Regions from separate parts of the Homo sapiens genome. Here regions 2 and 3 are each linked to region 1. Evidence: chromatin contacts called from ENCODE Hi-C or POLR2A ChIA-PET data. All regions are on one chromosome and are shown on one strand. Each heading gives the region's core, a stretch centred on a gene start or an enhancer-like site at or near the end of the contact. The rest is flanking DNA. Distances are from core to core; before and after follow the strand shown.

What was found. A loop is a pair of places that touch in the nucleus more often than their neighbours do. ChIA-PET counts read pairs that join two places held with the same protein, here RNA polymerase II (POLR2A). Pooled maps may share reads with other maps.
Region 2: a pooled map shows a loop between it and region 1 (3-fold over the local background). The contact joins the enhancer-like site here to the promoter of ANKRD45 in region 1. A Hi-C loop is called at or near these places in 1 of 37 single-sample maps with no recorded cell type and 9 of 50 pooled maps. POLR2A ChIA-PET finds 5 or more read pairs at or near these places in 2 of 52 experiments (H1 and OCI-LY7).
Region 3: a map of prostate gland shows a loop between it and region 1 (1.9-fold over the local background). The contact joins the enhancer-like site here to the promoter of ANKRD45 in region 1. A Hi-C loop is called at or near these places in 1 of 168 maps with a recorded cell type or tissue (prostate gland). POLR2A ChIA-PET finds 5 or more read pairs at or near these places in 1 of 52 experiments (HEK293).

The regions. Positions count from the first base shown.
Region 1 is chr1:173,668,409-173,671,170 of GRCh38, reverse strand. ANKRD45 (ankyrin repeat domain 45) reads left to right here and starts at 1,320. Exons shown (of 6, transcript NM_198493.3): 1 at 1,320-1,354. The region is part of intron 1 of LOC105371619 (a long non-coding RNA gene); the gene reads right to left. RefSeq lists a cis regulatory region at 1-275.
Region 2 is chr1:173,428,750-173,431,511 of GRCh38, reverse strand. The region is part of intron 1 of PRDX6-AS1 (PRDX6 antisense RNA 1); the gene reads left to right. The region is part of intron 2 of LOC100506023 (a long non-coding RNA gene); the gene reads left to right. It also overlaps a transcript of TNFSF4 not described here. Among named protein-coding and RNA genes, the nearest start is that of PRDX6-AS1, 31 kb to the left of the region's middle. RefSeq lists an enhancer at 1-242. Within about 2 kb of position 1,436, at least 34 of the 41 ENCODE cell types and tissues checked have a DNase peak (open chromatin) inside an H3K27ac peak, as active enhancers do; they include OCI-LY7, where a contact is called at or near this core.
Region 3 is chr1:173,505,917-173,508,678 of GRCh38, reverse strand. SLC9C2 (solute carrier family 9 member C2 (putative)) reads left to right here. Exons shown (of 28, transcript NM_178527.4): 25 at 1,638-1,823. Among named protein-coding and RNA genes, the nearest start is that of PRDX6, 30 kb to the right of the region's middle. RefSeq lists an enhancer at 2,670-2,762. Within about 2 kb of position 1,403, at least 4 of the 41 ENCODE cell types and tissues checked have a DNase peak (open chromatin) inside an H3K27ac peak, as active enhancers do.

The DNA of each region.
Region 1 (2,762 bases), core at 71-2,570:
GTGGCTAATCCATAAAAGGAAAGAAAGTTTTGTCATTGGGAAATCAAAACTTAAAGTGGGGAAGGAGACAAGATGTAACCTTATAAGGGGATAATGAAACTTAGGCAACGTTGGGGAAGACTGTAACCCCATAGTACTCAGCCTATGAGGAACCAGGGTAGGGACTTGCACACTAGGTGATAAATTCCTTGTTGAAACTGCACTGGGTGTTCCTGCTCACCAGACACCCGATCTTGCAAGACCGTTATTAAAAAGTGTCTCTTTTGCTGTTCTTCATGCCTCTAAGTCCATTCTTTGGGTTTGGACAGGTGAGTGTGTTTCTCACATCACCTAACTCCTGAGCTCTTATGGGGAAGCTGCTGATAACCAGTTTCAGATGTTTTCTATCTATTCGGAGAGTGCCTTTTCCTGGCATTGGCTGCAACCAATTATTATTTTAGAGAGACAGTTAACAACTGCCTATCACCTGATGGTCGCCTGACATTCCTGGTGGGGGATAGGGGAGCCTGCTCTGCTCATGCCTGACTACCTACTGTAACAATGGTGAAATTTTGCTTGGGCCTTAGGTCAAATATTCATTTCAGAACTAGGCTATTCGAACTTCAGCACAGATGTTCAGAGCCCCTCTAAAACATTCACTTACTCCTTAGTGGACTCTTGGTAGAAACAGTAAAGAAATGAATATTTTCCTTCACACCTGCCTTCAGCACAAAAACTTCCCTGTTTTCACTGTGTGATTCATGTGAACATTGATATAATTGCTAGGTATGCCTGGCCCTTCCCTGCTGGTTTCTTTCGAACCCCTTGTCCCTCCACCTCCATCGCTTCCCCCCTTTTAAAGTTGTGTTTTGCATCTTGAATTTCTGAATCAAGAGGGATATAGTCTCCAAGTTTCTTCTGCTCCTAAGGTAGTTGGCACTTGTGAGGTCGCCTGAAACACTCCTTGCTGGTGACAATGACCATAAACCATGGGAGAAAGATATCCAATAACTAGAAAATTAAGCAAGGGGTTATTCATACAATCTTTTGTAGTTTTTAGAATGCAACCTCATATTTCCAGAAAATTCTTTCGTTTAAAAGCCAAAGACAGGCCAACAACCAATATGCACAACTTATTTTTAAACTGTAAAACAAATACCTTATTACAGAAAATTTACAAAACAAAGAAAAAACCGACACGCCACCCAGAGACTGAAATTATAGATAATTCCTGGCTGTTTTCCACTCTGGCTTCCTGCGCCTTTGCAACCAAGAATAACCTTCCCGCGCTGCCGGAACCGCGGCGCAGGAGGAGGCGCTGCCTCGCGTGTTGCGCCGTTGCTATGGTAACCGAGGAGGCCGGGGCCCGGGTGTGGTGAGTCTAGGGGTCCTGGCGCTGTGGGCCGGGGTGGGCACTTGGGGAGGAGTGCGATGGGGTAGACGGACATCTTCCCTCCAGGCTGCTCGGGCAGGGCTGGAGGGGAGTGGGCTTCAATCTCAGCGTCCTCACACTGCTTCTGTCCAGAGCTTTGCGCACCGGTCTCCTACCCCGCCGGCAGCCGCAAGGGATCGCAGAAGGTCCCTAGGGAATTCAGGCCGAAGAGCAAACTCTGGTGCCCTGAAGTGTCCGTTGCCCCCTCGCGGGACCTCCTGGATCACCTGGCGGCGCTGCCACTTTCTGTATCCTGTTCCTCAGGCCTTCTCTTTGTTTAACTCTGTGTGCCCAGGGTTGCCCTTGGGGTCCTTCTCCTTGAGCTGGGACTTGATTAAGCGACTACTTTTTTTTTTTTTTTGAAGAAAAAAATCAGTTGGCTTAAAAGGCACATTAGGATCTACTCCTCTATCACAACTTCAGGCTGCGTCGCCTGCCTCCTTGCCCTTTGTTTATGCTCTTCCCGTTACCTGGATTGTCCTTTTTTCCTCCTTTTAAGACTCCTACTCTTCACTATCGAGGTTTCACCTCTTCTGGGAAAACTTTCTGAGACCGCCACCCAGAATTGAATGTAGATGTCCACGGTTTTACTTTCAAAGCACTCTACCTACCTCCATTGAATCCCTGATCTCACTCTGTCATTGCTGATTTACTTGTGTCTTCCCTACCAAAATGTGAGAGCCTATGGGGTAGGTGCTATGACCTATGTGATTTTCTATTGTGGGTGGCTCGAAAGCAATCACATTCTATAGTTAAAAAGAAAAGTTTATAGATTTTTCTACACTTATTTAGTAAGGCAGACCAGGTGCTATCCTCATTTCAGAAAAGTCACATAATTAGTAACAGAATCAAGACTAAAGCAATGCCATTCTGCCTTCATAGTTCCAGCCTTCCCTCTTCCCTCCAATGCTCATATTCTCTGTGAAACTTCAGTTATATGTAGCAAGGTTACAATTTTGATGTATGTTATTACTTTTGTGGGCAAAGAAAATGTAATTTATTTTTGTATATGACTGATCTGGTTCCTTTCATGAGCATTTACTTATTGATTATTAGGAAAGAATCTAAATGTCCGATTGGTTTTAAAGTTTAGCTCAATCTAGAATTGATTTCTTTGGCTAGTGTTTAATTTCTCTTATATACAAATATTTAGGTTATCAGGTATCTTCTTGGATTCTTTCCTTGAGATGGTGCCCTGGCTATGTGGATGGCTCACGGAATCAGTTATGGGGACGGGTCAGGGTCCCTTTGCCTTCCCTTGGCTCTGGGGGGTGATGTTCCTGGTATACCGAGTGCTCCCTGCCCTATGGCTTTCTTGGTTTTAACCTTTGGCTTATATACCTTGTGAACA
Region 2 (2,762 bases), core at 187-2,686, 240 kb after region 1:
GCCAATGCAGGCTCACGGAGGTGGCTTCTTTCTGCAGGCTGATTTTGGGCCCCCAGCAGGGCCCAAGGCCCAACAATCAGCGCATGGCTCTTAATTCTGTGCAACTAACAAATCCCGTCCCAGTGTGCTGAGAGCGCCCTCTAGTGCCCAGAAACTTCCTCAAGAATGGAGTGTAAAGACCTTTAAGGACCTTCATCAGGAAGGAACCACCATACTTTTGAATTTCAAGCCTAACCTGAAGATTATTATTTAAGGAAACCGACAAATTTTCTCAAAGAAATTATTGTATTGGAAAATATTTAGAATGCAAACACATTCTCCAAAGAAAACCAAAGACAACTACAGTGATTCATTTACTTTAGGTCTACAACAACAAAATATTAATTTAACAATACAAATAACATGCCCTTTAGCTCTTTGAAGGATGGCAATGAGGAAAACTGGAAAATAATGATCTAGCAATTACTGGCTGAACCACATTCTAAGAAATGTTAAGATAACAGGTGAACATTCAAAATTCAAATTTACCACTTTGGAGGCTGCTTATTTGCATGACAAATGGATTCTTTGTTTTACAGAAAGGCTTTCTCACAGGCCTGGGTTTTATTACCAATTAGCCTTAACCCCAGCAGAGCTTTAATTAGAATGCAAAGGGTTTGTGGGATCTGTGGGCACTGGAGGAAGAGTGTCTTATGTTGAGATTTTTATAGGATTAAGTACACAGCCTCTGAGTTACATCTGCTATATATAGCACAAATTATATAAACGTTGGTATTGCCTGTCACCTAATACAATTATTTGTGCAGACAGAGTATGACATTAATTCCTGCAGTGAACAACTCTATAGACCCTTCACCCTAATGTGTCCATTTAAATGGAGCCCTATTTGCTATGCACACACTTTTTCAAAGAATCTGTTAGAGAATGTGAATACCAAGTTATAAGCAACAAAAAAGAAAGCAACAAAATATAATGAAATCCCCATTACATCCCTTTGCCCTATAATACTTTCCCTTGACTTTGCTATAAGCATTCCTCTGGCATTCCCACTCCTGACCCACAAGATTATTAAATGTTTATTGTCTCAACTAACTATGCCAACAGGTTCGTAATATCGATACAGAGAAAGTGGAAGACTCTGTGAAAGTTATTTACATTAAACATGCAAGTGTAAAAAAGGATTGTTGAGCAACAGGAGTGAGCTAAGAAGGCAGTTGTGAATTCTGTGCATTCAAGATGAAACAATGTTATTTGTGTGTGTTAGCTGCCTGGCTGAGTAAATAAAGAAGATTCAAATTTGGCGCAGCTGTTCTTTCTCAGTGCTGCCTGGATATTAGATTCCCTGCAACCGTCTGTGTGCTTAGACCCCGCGTTCCATTGCGTAGGCTGCTGGCAGGCCTTTTTTTAGCGGAATGCAGCTGGGAGCAGGAAGGGTGGAGCCTGCTGGGGTTTGACTCAGCAGCTGTGGGCGAGGCCCTACACACTCTGTCTTGAGGACTGTGATAAAGGTTAAAAATAAAGGATAGCACTTGAGTGGGCTTCATAAGGAGTAGCAATCTAATTATAGGGCTTATTTTTACAAAGCAGCAGCTGACAGCGTCAGCCCAGCACGTCCTAAAAGTTCTTAGTAAGGCAGGAAGCTGCTACATTTGCTATGACCAATGTCACTTTAAGGGGTCTTGGCAATTACATTCTCACTCAACTTTTCCTTCTGCAACAAGGATATATGAGGGGGATTAGAGGATATTGCAAAAGCTCACCTTTTATTCAGACCCAATTAAAAACTAAACCCACTAAATCAACTTCCTCTCTCCCTTCTCAAACATTTATAAAGCGCCACCACGCGGCAGGCACAGTGCTGGGTGCTGCCATTCACACCCCACATGGTCTTTTCCCACAGCTGGTGGAGGTTGTGGCGTAGCCTGTGCTCAGTCTTGGATCTGTCTCTTGAGGACCAGTTTCTCTTTGGGCTCTTGTTTCCAAGAGCCATGGAGAATGAGCAGAGCAGCATCTAACAAAGGACGGGGTCCCCTCTCAGCTTCTCTGTCTTCACAAGTGAATGTCACACATTTTAAACTAGAACTCTTTCTACTTATTTAGCACCTAACAGATGCTACAAGAATTCTGGTTACTTTTTCTTTTCTGTTTGGGTCGGGAGCACATGTCTAAGTGTGACAAATGTGAGCAGATTATTTGGAGAGGTGAGGAAATACAAGAAAGAGGGGGGCCAGTCTTTTCTCTCTTTTGGAAAAATAATCATTTTTCGTAGAAACCAGATACTTTCATAATACTCTTTTTTTTTAAAGAAATGTTTTAACATGAAAAAAATTTCAAAGATACATACAAGTAGAGATAATAGTGTAATAAGTCCCCATGTACTTTTTGTCCAGCTTTAACAATTAGCAGCATGTGGCCTGATTTTGTTTTACACATATCCTCTCTCCTGTATTATTTTGGAGCAAATTTGATATGTTATTTCTTTCTTTCTTTCTTTTTTTTTTTCCTTAGACAGAGTCTTGCTCTGTCACCCAGGCTGGAGTGCAGTGGCACAATCTCGGCTCACTGCAACCTCCGCCTCCCAGATTCAATAAATTCTCCTGCCTCAGACTCCCGAATAGCTGGGATTACAGGCACCTGCCACCATGCCTGGCCACAAGTTTTGTATTTTTAGTAGATACGGGGTTTCACCATGTTGGCCAGGCTGGTCTCGAATTCCTGACCTCAGGTGATCCTCCTGCCTTGGCCTCCCAAATTGCTGGAAT
Region 3 (2,762 bases), core at 154-2,653, 160 kb after region 1:
TGAGCGACTGGGTATAAATAAATATTGGGTTAAAAAATGAGTGTGTCATACAAGCCAGTCAGGTTTCTTTTACTTTATTGCAATAATAACTTTCAGAAAAATTTTAGCAGAGGGATAAGGGGATTGGAATTCTTCTCTTTTCCTTTTACCTTGCATCTTCATGAGAAGTGGGACAAATTTAGAGTCTAGTATGAAACTTCAGGGGTGAGAATTAGGACCAATGGGTAGAAACTGTATGGACTCAGACTTGACTCAATAATAAGATGAATGTCCTTTAAATTTTTTTAAATTCACAAGCAACACATATTCATTATATAAATGAGAAAGTACAGATATAAAACATTAAAAAAATTGTATTTATTATTAAATAGAGAATCTCTATTTAATACTTAGTTTCTTTCTTTTTTTTTCCATTAAAGAACTAGCCAATTAAGATTTTTTTCCCTCTAAATCACAGAACTCAAAATGTATATGCATTTTAAAATCAAACCAAAACAGCTGATTTTTTTTTAGATTTTCTGGTTGTGAAATACTAGATACATTTGCTAATTTTTAAATGTTTTTGGTTCCCAGTTGTGCTGGTGCCCTCAGCAAATAAATGTATGATTCACCTGTCAGTGACTGAGATTCAGGGACTGGCTCATGTAGCTGTGCCCTGAATGGGGGTGGAGATGTTTAGACTGAGCTGACAGCCCTGTCAGGGCCCTGTGCAGGAGATGCCTACTGTTGGGCTGATCTCTAAATTCCTGGGTTAGTTTGCAAGCACGGCTGTAACAAAGTACCACAAACTGGGTGGCGTAAAAAAACCAGAAATGCATCGTTTCACAGTTCTGGAGGCTAGAAATTAGAAATCAAGGTGTTGGGAGGATTGGCTCCTACTGAGGGGCTGTGAGGGAGAATCTGGGCCAGGCCTCCCTCCTTGGCTTATAAATGGCTGCCTTTATATTCACGTGGCGTTCTCCCTGTGTGCAAGTCTGCGTCCAAGTTTCCCCTTTTTATAAGGACACTAGTTGTTCAAATTAGAGGCCCAACCTATTCCAGTATGACTTCATCTTAACTAATTGCATCTGCAATGACCCATTTCAATAAGGTCACATTCCAGGATACTGGGAGTTAGGACTTCAGCATAAGAATTGGGTGGGAGGTGGTGTGTGTGTGTGTGTGTGTGTGCACAATTCAACCCATAATAACTCCCTCCCAGTTCTAAAGTCTATGACTCTGAGCCTTGAAGTATAGCTCAGACTCTAGCTTGCTTTGTTTTGGCTTTGTGTTATTCCTATTCACCTGTCAAGTGGAACATAAGCTTACTTGTAAGTGAAACTCTGAATCTTTTAAGACTCTGAGTCTTGTGCAAATAGAAATCTCCTGAGTCATAGCCAACTACCCTGCTGTGGCTGAGAGCTCACAATTTAGGGCTGGGCAACAGTATCCAGGGCCCATTAACAGCATAAACATTTGGAATTTAGAAATTTGTCAGAGGCCATTCTGAATGCTAAATAAATCCTGTCTGTTGGTGCCAGGGGCTGTGTACCTTCTGACACCCTCAAATAATTCAGATAGATCAGTAAATCTGTTTTCTTCTTGATACCATCTGTCAGTTTGTATGACTTATTTTCTAAAATGCAATTTTATTATAGGACTTAAGGTTTCAGAACTGTGTGATGTTCAATCAAGCATATGTGGAAACTTTATCAAGCTATAGTGACATGATTATTGATAATATGACCATGAAATTTGTTATCATTGTGTATGGCAGTGTAATTGATACTAAGACAGAGGAACCATATTTTGCACCTTGCATTATACCTACAACCTGTGAGCAGGTAAGAAATATCATTTCTAAAGAGTCTCTTGCTCTTCACGGTGCTCCAAAAGTGACTTTAAAACTCAACTGATCACCTTAAAAAGAAATTTAACCTGGAATGACCCTGTAGTTCTTACTTGCCTTTTACAAACAGTAAAAATGTACCTAGGGCTTCTGTGTACTGTAATACAGGTGCCCTACACAAGGGTGTGCCCAAGGGACAGGGAGCTGAAATCTGCCTGCTGTTTGCTTGCCACGCCCTTTGCCCTGGCGTGGGGCTGTGCCAAAGGAAGGATGAGATGCTGTAAGTTTTCCCTAGTTTACGCCAAGGCAACGATGCCGTGTTCTAGCATAGCTCTGGAAGTATCTGCACTGGTTGACAAAAAAGGAGTAGAGTAGGGGCCACATCACTTTGTTGACACATTAGGGGCTATGGGCACTTGATAGTAGATCCTGGGCCCTGGGCCTCAGCATTCCATACCTCTGTAAAGACAAAGGAAGTGTGACCACCTAGGACATAAGAGGGCATGGGAAGGATAGAAGCAAAGTCCCTAATGGCCCAAGCTGCCTGCCACTGGGCAAAGGAATGGGGAGGACCCAGAGGCCATGGGAAGAGCTGACTGACATCTCTTTAAATCTGGCAGTAAGTTTCTACCTTATGGGAGAGACCTTTTCTCCCAGTTCAGGCTGTGAAAAGTCATTATGAAAATTTGTCCTGGAAAAGTTGGTAAACCTAAAAAATGAATTTTCTTCTTTCAAAACATTCTTATTTTGTACCTTTCATCAATTCAGATGATGAAGGTAATTTACATGTTTTTAATAGAAAATTAAAATCTTGTTTAGCTTTGAAACAAAGGATGGAGGCAAGAAGCAAGGAAGCAACAGGAGTAATACTGCAGCTTAGTTTCTTAAGAGACCAGGGTTTGGAGTCAGGCACACTTAGGCTTAAAACTTGATC